Linked DNA regions of Homo sapiens: region 1 is linked to region 2. Evidence: chromatin contacts called from ENCODE POLR2A ChIA-PET data. All regions are on one chromosome and are shown on one strand. Each heading gives the region's core, a stretch centred on a gene start or an enhancer-like site at or near the end of the contact. The rest is flanking DNA. Distances are from core to core; before and after follow the strand shown. Region 1 overlaps UVRAG (UV radiation resistance associated). Region 2 overlaps ARRB1 (arrestin beta 1).

What was found. ChIA-PET counts read pairs that join two places held with the same protein, here RNA polymerase II (POLR2A).
Region 1: POLR2A ChIA-PET joins it to region 2 with 15 read pairs in activated CD8-positive, alpha-beta memory T cell. The contact joins two enhancer-like sites. POLR2A ChIA-PET finds 5 or more read pairs at or near these places in 4 of 52 experiments (BJ, HepG2, RWPE1 and 1 more).

Annotation. Positions count from the first base shown.
Region 1 is chr11:75,822,256-75,827,776 of GRCh38, reverse strand. All of the region lies in intron 1 of UVRAG (UV radiation resistance associated), which reads right to left. Among named protein-coding and RNA genes, the nearest start is that of UVRAG, 9.8 kb to the right of the region's middle. RefSeq lists an enhancer at 3,282-3,361. Within about 2 kb of position 4,097, at least 4 of the 41 ENCODE cell types and tissues checked have a DNase peak (open chromatin) inside an H3K27ac peak, as active enhancers do.
Region 2 is chr11:75,261,710-75,267,285 of GRCh38, reverse strand. ARRB1 (arrestin beta 1) reads left to right here. Exons shown (of 16, transcript NM_004041.5): 16 at 1,012-5,576. The coding sequence ends at 1,123. Among named protein-coding and RNA genes, the nearest start is that of TPBGL, 24 kb to the right of the region's middle. RefSeq lists enhancers at 602-1,101, 1,102-1,603, 3,638-4,569, 4,928-5,427 and a silencer at 1,192-1,281. Within about 2 kb of position 3,270, at least 8 of the 41 ENCODE cell types and tissues checked have a DNase peak (open chromatin) inside an H3K27ac peak, as active enhancers do.

The DNA.
Region 1 (5,521 bases), core at 2,848-5,347, 560 kb before region 2:
CCTGAAAGATGTAAGTAGGCTGGCAGACACAAGACATACAGTTCCGAATCCTGTGCCTAACAATTCAAACAAGGCACTTTAAAAGTATCTATTGAATAAATGGCTCTCAGTTTTTCCTATCCTGCACTCAGAATTAGTTTTTTGTTTGTTTGTTTGTTTGTTTTTGAGACGGAGTTTTGCTCTTGTCGCCCAGGCTGGAGTGCAGTGGCGTGATCTCGGCTCACTGCAACCTCCGCCTCCTGGGTTCAAGCAATTCTCCCGCCTCAGCCTCCTGAGTAGCTGGGATTACAGGTGCCCGCCACCACGCCCAGCTAATTTTTTGTATTTTTAGTAGAGATGGGGTTTCGCCATGTTGGGCAGGCTAGTCTCGAACTCCTAACCTCAGGTGATCCACCTGCCTCAGCCTCCCAGTGCTGGGATTACAGGTATGAGCCACCGCGCCCCGCCCAGAATTAGTTTTAACATACGCTAATATGAACACACGAATTACTTGTATTCACTGTTAAACCCTTAATCACAAAAGCTACACTCATGTTAAAGAGTATAAAATTTTTCCTGGAGAAAAAAAAAAAACAGATCATAAGCCTGATTCTCATGTTTACTTTTATGATCTATTAAGTCTGATTCTCACTTTTACTTTTATGTCTTCCCTTTTTTCTTTCCCAGGAGTCTACTGACAAAAGCCAAAGGTTGCTGCTAGTTTCAGCTTCCTGGTGTTCCTCATTATTTTCAAAAATGTCTGACTGCATCTTTTGGACATTATAAAAACCACAGTAGGAAAAAACGCCAGCTATTTCAATGGACCAACAAAGTGAGACTCCAAAGTGGTAAGTTCTGATGCTCAACTTCAGCATTATCAGTCTCAGCCTCTCAATCAATAAGCACACTATACTGGAGTTTTCACAAAGAATGGATAAGTAAAATGCCTAATAACATTACTACCACATAGGGTCTACAGCAATCAACACCAAATATTACACAGAATAAAACCATCAAAAAACCAGATGGTTACTCTTTCAGAAACTTAAAGAGGCAGAGAACAGAAGTTCTTAAGTAGAACATTTAAAAAAAAAAAAAAAAAAAGATAGGCATGGTAAGTACCCAGGGACAAAACAGGAAGACTGATCATTTAAGCTCCAGAGGGACATTCCAAAGTTTCACTCTAATTCACACCATAAAAGGGACGTGGGAGGGTGGACTCTGAGTGCTCTGCCCTTAAAGAGAACGTTAAAATACAGCCTCTCCTCCATTTCAGTTCTAGCCTAAAATCCCCAAAGCTGTGAGGCTAATGTTGCCAAAGGACCGAGTGAAGTTTAAGAAACAAGTTCTCGGCCAGGCTCACGCCTGTAATCCCAGCACTTTAGGAGGCAGAGGCGGGTGGATCACGAGGTCAGGAGTTTGAGACCAGCCTGGCCAACATGGTAAAACCCCGTCTCTACTAAAGATACAAAAAATTAGGTGGGTGTGGTGGTGGGCACCTGTAATATCAGCTACTCTGGAGGCTGAGGCAGGAGAATCACTTGAACCCAGGAGACAGAGGTTGCAGTGAGCCAAGATCGTGCCACTGCACTCCAGCCTAGCGACAGAGCAAGACTCCGTCTTAAAAGAAAAAAAAAGGAAAGAAAACGAAACAAGTTCTTGGCCAGGCACAGTGGCTCACGCCTGTAATCCCAGCACTTTGGGAGGCCAAGGTGGGTGGATCACCTAAGGTCAGGAGTTCGAGACCAGCCTGGCCAACGTGATGAAACCCCATCTCTACTAAAATTACAAAAATTAGCCGAGCGTGCTGGCAGGCGCCTGTAATCCCAACTACTAAGGAGGCTGAGACAGGAGAATCGCTTGAACCCAGGAGGTGGAGGTTGCAGTGAGCCGAGATCACACCACTGTACTCCAGCCTGGGTGACAAGAGCAAAACTCCATCTCAAAAAAAAAAAAGAAACAACTTCTCAACACACCCAGCCAAGAACAGTGGAACTGTTCACAAGACCCAGGTTCTGTTTATTTCTCTGCCACAAGCAGGAACAAGACACAAGACAGATCTGTTAAACTAATACTCTTTACTAAATACTCCAGGGCAAGAATAAATAGCTAGAACAAGTCTGTGGCCAGGCAAATAGCTTCACCTCAGAGGGCTTCAGGTTTTGCATCTGCAAAATTCCATGATTCAAAATTCATGTTTCCATCTTAAAATAAGATGGAAAACAAGGTTATGTGATACTAAATCAAGAAGGTATACTATGAATTGTAAAATTCCAATGTCAAGTTTCCATTCTGTGTGTACTCGTCTACTTTTATAATCTAAGGAGGCAACTGCTAAAATACTGTACAAGGCATTGAAAAAATTTAACAATATAAGACTTTACTGGCCAGGCACAGTGGCTCATGCCTGCAATCCCAGCACTTTGGGAGGTCGAGGCAGGTGGATCACCTGAGGTCAGGAGTTCGAGATCAGTCTGGCCAATGTGGTGAAACCCGTCTCTACTAAAAATACAAAAATTAGCCAGGTGGGGTGGTGGGCACCCCAGCTACTCGGGAGGCTACTCGGGAGGCTGAGGCAGGAGAATTACTTGAACCTGGGAGGCAGAGGTTGCAGTGAGCTGAGATCGTGCCATTGCACTCCATTCTGGGCGACAACAGGGTAACGCTGTCTCAAAAAAAAAAAAAAGACATTACTTATGTCATTAAACCTAAAACAAAGCATAAACCTAAAATGTTTCAACCTCTCTCATAAGACAGATGTCTTTTTCTAAAACACCTTCAGTTTGTAGCTGTACACATTCCAGTACGTTGAAAATGACAAACTTGGCCGGGCGCGCTGGCTCACGCCTGTAATCCCAGCACATTGGGAGGCCGAGGCAGGCGTATCATGAAGTCAGGAGATCGAGACCATCCTGGCTAACACGGTGAAACCCCATCTCTACTAAAAATACAAAAAATTAGCCGGGCGTGGTGGCAGGCGCCTGTAGTCCCAGCTACTAGGGAGGCTGAGGCAGGAGAATGGCGTGAACCCGGGAGGCGGAGCTTGCAGTGAGCCGAGATCGTGCCACTGCACTCCAGCCTGGGCGACAGAGTGAGACTCCGCCTCAAAAAAAAAAAAAAAAAAAAAATGACAAACTTCTTTTTCTCCCCAGCAGTAACATGTCTGACAGGTAAAAATACACAGCTTATCAAAAATACACATTTGGAAACTATGAAAATCTAATTTTTTTTCATTCTACCATACGTTTCACTTCAGGCCCAACTTATTAGTTTCAATTCTGCTTGTGCTCTATTTCTAGTCAGTTTCACTTCTGAATTTTCTACCACAAAGAATTGTGATCCTGTAGAGACATTTTAAAGTAAACACTAAATAAACATAGCTTTTCCTTTCAAAAAAAAAAAAACTCATTTTCACAGGAAAAAGAGAAACAAACAAAAAACATAAATTCCTAATAGCATTTTGTCACATAAAAATAATGATTTCAAGATGCTGATATCTTAAGTTTCTGAGGCTTCCTCATATCATTTTATTTATAAGAGCCAAACCAGCACAAAAAATTGCCATCATTTTACTTTTTAGATACTCAACTATATATTACATTTTTTCTTCGAGTTACAAGGGGCTTAGTAAATATTTGCAGAAGGAATGAATGTACACGGCATGGTAGTGCATTGCGTGAGGCACATGTTCCTGATAAGATGAACGGCCTTGCCAATAAAGCTGATTTTTTTTTTAGTAATAGAAAAATGATTAAATTAGATTAGCAAAAGTAGGGTATCCAAATAAACATAAACACAGAAAGGGAAAATATTTATCCTATACAGCAAAATCAAGCTTTAGATCTACTTTTCTGCTTCTATCATGTTTTTTTGCATGGGTTTCAATACCACTGAATCCAATCTTTCCTTGTTCTCTTTAGGCTGTAAAGTTCTTCAAGGGAAAGACTCATAAACAAAAAAACTGTACATGAGTTCCTACTAAATCATCAGCACAGTGTTAGGCACAAGTGCTGTAGGAAATAAAATATAAAGCCTGATGGTCCCAAACTCTGAGGTACTTAAAACTTTTCACCAGAACCCTGCAAAGAATGGGTGTCTAGGGCAAACAGGAAACACCTAGATTGTAGTCCCTTTGTTGACACTCTGTGTGACTTTAAGTTACCGGCCCAGTGCAGTCGCTCATGCCTGTAATACCAATGCTTTGGGAGGCCAAGGCGGGAGGATTGCTCGAAGCCAGGAGGTAGAGACCAGCCTGGGCAATATAGCAAGACTCTGTCTCTACAAAAATTAAAATTAAAAAATGAACCAGGCATGGTGGTGTGCACCTGTGGTCCCAGCTACTTGGGAGGCTGAGGCACATAATTTGAGTCCAGGAGTTAGAGGCTGAAATGAGCCATGATTTAATCTCCCATACAGAAAAATTCCAAATAATTTATGTAGATACTCTACCCTCAAGAAGGGGGAGCACAGATCTCACTCAAGTGTGGACTACACATAGTGACTTCCTTCCAAAGACTACAGTATAGAGGGAAGGGGAGGAAGAGTAACCTTATAGCAGAGAAACCTGACAAACACTACCTGTGGCCCTTCAATTTACAATAATAAATATATACTTTGGTCTTTGTACACAGTTCCTGGTGCAGAGCTCTTAAAACCTCTGTCATTCCCTGGGTGCCATAGGGGTACTAGGAGAATCTTTACTTTTCATATTTGGTCTTTGACCCCAGTTCCAGACACAACGCCTAGTCCCTCAGCGTTTCCTAGGTGAGGAACATCCTTTGTTCTAATGAGACAACTCTTGGTGAGCTCCTAGAAGGAGAATGGTCACCAGAAAGACCAGGCCATGATCAGAAGCTTGGAACTTTCAGCCCCACTCCCCATCCTCCAGGAAGGGGAGAGGGGCTGAAGACTGACTTAATAATTGATCATGCCTACATGATGAAGCCTCCATACAAATCACAGAACTACAGGTTTTGGAGAGTTTCTGGGTTGCTGAACATGTGGAGGGTGGAGCTGCCATGAGAGGGCATGAAAGCTCTGGGCCACTTCCCCCATACTGTTCCCTATGATATCTTCCATCTGGCTGCTCGTCTGTATCCTGTGTAATATTGTTTATTTAAAAAAAAAAAAAAAACAGTAAGTGCAAGCAAGGTGCTTTCTTGAGTTCCGTGAGCTGCTCTAGTAAATGACTGAGCCTGAGGAGGGGAACATAGGAACCCCCAATTTATAGCCAGTCGGTAAGAAGTTCCAGAGACCCAGACTTACGTCTGGCATGTGAAGTAGGGGACAGTTTTATGGGTCTGAGCCTTTAACTTGTGGAATATGATACTAACTCTAAGGAGATTGTGGCAGAATTGAATTGAATCATAGGACACCATATTGGTGTTCACTGGAGGATCGCTTGGTGTGTGGGGAAAAAGCCCCACACATCTAATGTCAGAAGGGTTATGCTGATAGTATAACAGTGTAATAGGAGAAAACAGCTAGTTTGCCTTTCCTATCATATGCTACCACAGCTGGTGATGATAAAAGTTAGAATCAA
Region 2 (5,576 bases), core at 2,021-4,520:
GGCAGGGGACTGGGGATCTTGTTGCTTCTGACTCCTGAGGACCAACCGATGTGGATTTCCCTGCAGTCAAAGGCCATCGAGTCACCGGACAGTGGCCAGAGGGGGAGGACCTGGGCCGACTGCGCGGACCGCCTCCAGGTCCAAGTGGCTTTCTTGCTCCAGCTCCAAAGCCAATCTTCCCTTGTCCCCCAGGAGAAATCTGGGGTGTGGGGGTCTCAGGTCACCCCATGAGGATGCCCCATGCACTGGCTGAACCCTGTTGGGCAGGGGACCCAGGTGGACACCTGCATGGTCCTAAATGGACATGTTTCATGGTAGAAGGGAACTCGCTGTTCTTAAAGGCAGTCTAGTCCTGAAACCCCACTCAAGCCTCCCCTTTCCTCACGAACAGGTCCTCTGCCCCCCTATTTAGATTCACATCCTCCTACCCCAGCCTTCTTCTGTCTGGGATCCCCCAAGGTAGAATCTGAGCTGACACTTCTGGGAGAAAGGTTCTTCATGGTCTTCTCTTTCATTAAGCCAAACTACTCCTTGCTGTCCAGAAACGGGAATGCTTCCTAAGGGTAGTTTTCTGGGTGGTGGGGTGGGGTTTGCCGGGCCTATTCTTGGGGGATTCAGAACATGCTGTGAAACTACTGGTGGCCTGGCCTCTCACAGTGGGAATAAGTCCTTCCTCTGGCTACAGAGCCACACTGCTCCCCCCACCTCCTAAAGAACCAGGTTACTTTTCTAGCCCTCAGGCACAAGAGTCAAATTCATGCCCCTCTCTGCCCCTTTCATGACTGGCCCGAGTCCTGATGTGACTGTCCCCACTGCCACAGGTGGCATCCACATGTGCCAGCCAGACAGGCCTTTCTGCTCATGGTCAGCCCCAGAGGCCAGAGACCTCAGAGAGGGTGGTTCTCCCCGGCCCCAGAGCCATACTCTGAGTCACATCTGGCCGGGCCTCTGGATAAGCCTACTCTCCCTGCCCCTGCAAACACACCACATTTTCCTTGTCTCTCCCACCAGTGATGACGACATTGTATTTGAGGACTTTGCTCGCCAGAGACTGAAAGGCATGAAGGATGACAAGGAGGAAGAGGAGGATGGTACCGGCTCTCCACAGCTCAACAACAGATAGACGGGCCGGCCCTGCCTCCACGTGGCTCCGGCTCCACTCTCGTGCACTCGGATGCTTACTCGTCTTCTTCCTGTTCTGGTTTCTTTTCCCCTTTGTTCTTCCAGTTTCTACCAGGGGGCCCCGTGGGCTTCCAGATCACGGTGATGAACCTCTGGCCTCAGGATTGGCCCCACATCACCACGCCAACAGGACCACAGCGCACTGGCTCCACCCCATCTCTGCCATCTCCACTCCCCTCCTTTTCATGCTGTCTCCCAGAAAAGCTGCCAGGGCTCTGGCCTTGGAATTGGACTTGAGATGGGGAGCAGACAGGGGAGGATGGGGAATGTGGGACACGGTGTGGTGGGCATGAGGGCTTGGAGGGGTGGGGATGAGGGCTCAAGACACGAGAGAAGATGTCCACGGTCCCAGGTGGTTAACAAAGTTCTGGCAGCTAAAAGATGACCGCGTTGAAGGCCACCTCCTTCTGGCTGGGAGGGGCAGAACTGTGGACAGATTCTCAATGCCTTTTTGAAGTTCTGACCCACCAAAGACCTTCTGCCTTCACCCTCCTCCCCACCTGATGTCCCTCTGTGTCTGATAGTGATGTTGGTGAAAGTTCGTAGACCCCAGGAGTAGAGAAAAGCAACTGGACTGACTTTCTTACCAGCAGTTACCTAGACTGAGGCAAGCTGTGTGGACTCACCCAAGTATATTTCAGTACTGTCAGGCTGTGACATCTTAGCTACCTTGTATTTCAAGTGCATGGCCCTGTCTAGAGATATGCACAGAGAGAAAAGCAGAGGGAGGGAGGGAGGGGGTCTTCAGCAAGCACCAGCCCCCAGCAGAGTGAGCTGAAGCTCCTGAGGAGGGTTCCCGAAGGGGGGCGCTCAGAGATGGGGGCAGGGGGCGGGGAGAGGAGAGTCTGCCTTATGTCCCTTCCTTGTGGACTTCACATGGTCATGCAGGAAGTGAGGATGGGTGTCCAGCGGGGGCCGAGGCCACTAGTATCCTCCTGCTTCCCCCTGCCATTCTCCAGGGCTGGACTGACCCTATGGACTGGGAGAGAGTGCCTGAGGCCACCATGCCACAGTCAAAGGGGGTCCTATCTCAGAAGGTGGCAGCATCCACTGAGATATCCTCACCCGAAGGGAAGGAGGCTGCTGGGTAGCAAATAAGCCCCTTCTTTTCTTGGTGAGTTGATGACCTCCAATAGCTCCCAGTGTCATGGGTACCCAGTACGCATTAGCTGGTGTTGGGTTGATTGAGACCTGGGGCAGTTCCTGGGGCAAGAAGCCAGATGGGAGATGAGATAGAAAGTGTTAGGAGTTATCCTCTTTGCCTGGCCTTTGAGAATAACTTACTGTGTGACTTTGGGCAAGTTCCTTCCCCACTCTGGGCCTCAGTTTCTCACTTGGGAAAGCAAGGAGTTTGACCAGATGATCACAATGGGCCTTCCTAGCTCTGGCCACCAAGAATTTGTGAACATTAGAGCTCCTGGTCTGGTGGGTAGAGCCAGAGCTGCTGACTGGTCTCTCTGCCTCCAGAGGGGATTTATTGGACCTCAGAGGTGGCAGGGCCCTATGGAGCACCAACTGCCCTCAACCCCACCCTGTGCCCAAGACTGGGAAGGGATTGATGTCAGGCTGTGGCCATAGGTAGCATGAGTTGCCCAAGGAGGGACAGAGCATATCTTTGCTGAGGCTTGGCTGAGGGGCTTATGATAGGGCTTGCAGTACCTCACAGCCCCCTGTGGGCACAGACACCCTGAGGTTTACCCAGGCAAATATATTGATTAGCAGGACAAGGGCTCTCTCCTCAGTTTCTGCTCCCTTCCATCTCTCTCCCATACTTGTCTGAAAAGGGAGACAAAAAATCTTATACAAGTGGCATCTCAATCCTTTCCAGTCCAGCACCTCCTGGGGCAGGCAGTGTGACTTATTTCCTGTGGTGAAATCACCTGTTTCACAAGCCTGGCAGCGCGACTTCTGAGTCTCATGACCACTCAACCCAAGGGACCCCTCCCCAGACCAGAACCAAGTCAGCTGGGGGCTGTCGTACTACCCTGTCCAGTCTTGAGGGCCTAGTTGCAGGTCCCCCAGGCATCCAGCCCCTCCTAGAGCTTGCTGGGCAGGCTGCACCTCATCTGGGCAGGCGCAGAGCTGATGAAATGCTGGAGCAATGCATGGCAAACATATGCCCTCCAGTGTCTTCTGAAACCTTTGGGGCTGACACAAGATCCTTTAGTGTTTGGGATGACCTCTTTCCTGCAGACTTCTTCCCCTATCCCTAACTCATGCATGGAAAACGTTTGTCAGGCTGGTTTCCCGAGCCTCCTGCACCTCAACATCACGCTCACCCTTTTGGGTTTAGCCCAGTGTTATTTAGCAAATTTCTCCAGCTGCAGGGAAGGATCAGAGCACTATCTTTTTTTTTTTTTTTTCTCCTGGAGCCAGGACTGCACAAGGCAATGGCCAAATTTAGTTGAATTCAGCCTACCATCCTTTGCTGATGACTCAGCTCTATGCCAAGTACTGGAGCCACAGAGATGGGTCAGTCCCAGCCCCTGTCCTCAGGAAGCCCATGGTCAGGGAAACGTTGTAGGGATAAGTAATAGAGGGCAGTTGCCTTCAGGGCTCCTGGTGGCTGCTGGTCCCTATGGTGCCTTGATGTGAATTAGAAGACGGTGCCCTTTCCAGGTGGATTCAGACCTACACTAGAACGCACAGCTTTGGGAGTGACACACAGGTTGGATTTTAGCACCCCTTGCCCCTTGGCCAGAGGTGCCCTGCTGCACGGCCATACGCTGCAGCCTCGAGGGACACACAGGCCAAAGTGTTTCCTTCAGCCTCTTCCTGGAGAGGAAGCCGCAGGTCATGTTTCCAAGCTTCTGGTCAACTCCAGGCACCACCTCCCAGCCCCCAAACATGGCCGAGCCAGTGCTTCTCTGCAGGGCCCCTTTCCTTTCTGGAGTCAGCCTGCCCAGGTGATACCTTGAAGTGAAACTAGGGGTGGGGGAGCCTCACTAGGCCCCAGGCACCATCCCACAGTACTGGCGGTTTCTCTGCCAAGTGTTTGGGGCCTGCACTGGCCAAGCCATCCGTCACTGGGACTTTGCAGTGTGCCCTGTGGGTGGCGTGTGGACACCGGTCCGGGCAGGAAGGAAAAGCATGCCCCGGTGAAAACCCACCGAGCAGAGAGCCAGCGGGACCTCCTCAGCATTCCACCCAGGGGAAGAGTTCAGTCCCCATGAAGATAAGGACTGAGTTATTTGGCTGCACCTCTCCTCAGCCTCAAAGCTCAGACCTGCTAGAGTGGGTTCACCTGGCTGTTGGTTCTGTGGGAGAGTTCCTGACAAGCTGGTTCCTACATGGTGCAGTGAAAGGAACTCTGTCCTGGAAGTCCCCAATGCCGCCTCTCAGTCCTGCCTGTCACCAACCACCTGGGGGGCTTGGGCAAGCTACTCAACCTCTGGGGCTCAATTTCCCTAACTGTAAAATGGGATTGTAATCCCTTCCCTGCCTGACGCAGGAATTGTTATGAGGCCCAGATGAGATGAAAGTCAGCGGTCAGGGCTCTGTAAGTTGAAAATGGCTGGATGTGTGTGGCCCTGCCACTGCAGGGATGGCCCAAGGTCACACAGAAAGTTTGCTGCAGGAGGAGCCCTCCCCACCAGTCTTCATCGCTTGCCCTGCTTCTCACTTAGGCAGATGTCAACCAGAATGAGATACAGCCAATTTGGCTTTGATGACCCAGCTGAGAGGGAAATTTAGATACAATTCAGGAATATCATGCCCAAAAATAGTGGTCCCAGCAACCAGGACACAGAGGGAAGACCTGGATATTGTCAGTGATTGGTGGAGGGGGACATCTTGGACCCTCCTAGGCCTGGTGTCACATCTCCCATCTCTCAGACCCCACAGAGGCCAAGGGGCCTTGGCTCTGACCCAGGTTAAAGAGAGCCACCAGCCCCCAGGCTCAGGGAGCTGAAACCACCCATCCGCAGAAATCTAAGGGCAAGGAGAAATAGAAATTGTCTGTTCCTTCCCTTCAAAGTGTAAGGCCTCTTCCAGGAGCAACTGGAGCCACCACAGCTTCTCAGTGACATTGGGAGGGCTTCGGGCCCAGGAAAAACCCAAGCCTTTTGTCCTGAGAGCCGAGCCACAGCGGATGCAGTGGCGTCAGCATCCCAGAGCGGCAGCTTCTCTCCTGCCTGTCACTGGGGACTGGTTGCTCTCCACCCATCCAGGAGGAAGGGGTTAGGTCCCAGTCTTACACTCTTATAGGGTCTCATGGACATAGGCCTATGCCTGTTCTGATATCTATAATTTTTTAAACTCAAAAGGACCAAAACACTCCTGAACCCTCATCTATACGGCCTGCACTGGGCTTGGTGTTTCCTCCTGGCCCAGGCAGCTCCATCTCTTCTGCCATTCCTCCTGGACGAAAGTGGCAGGACCCCACCTCTACCACT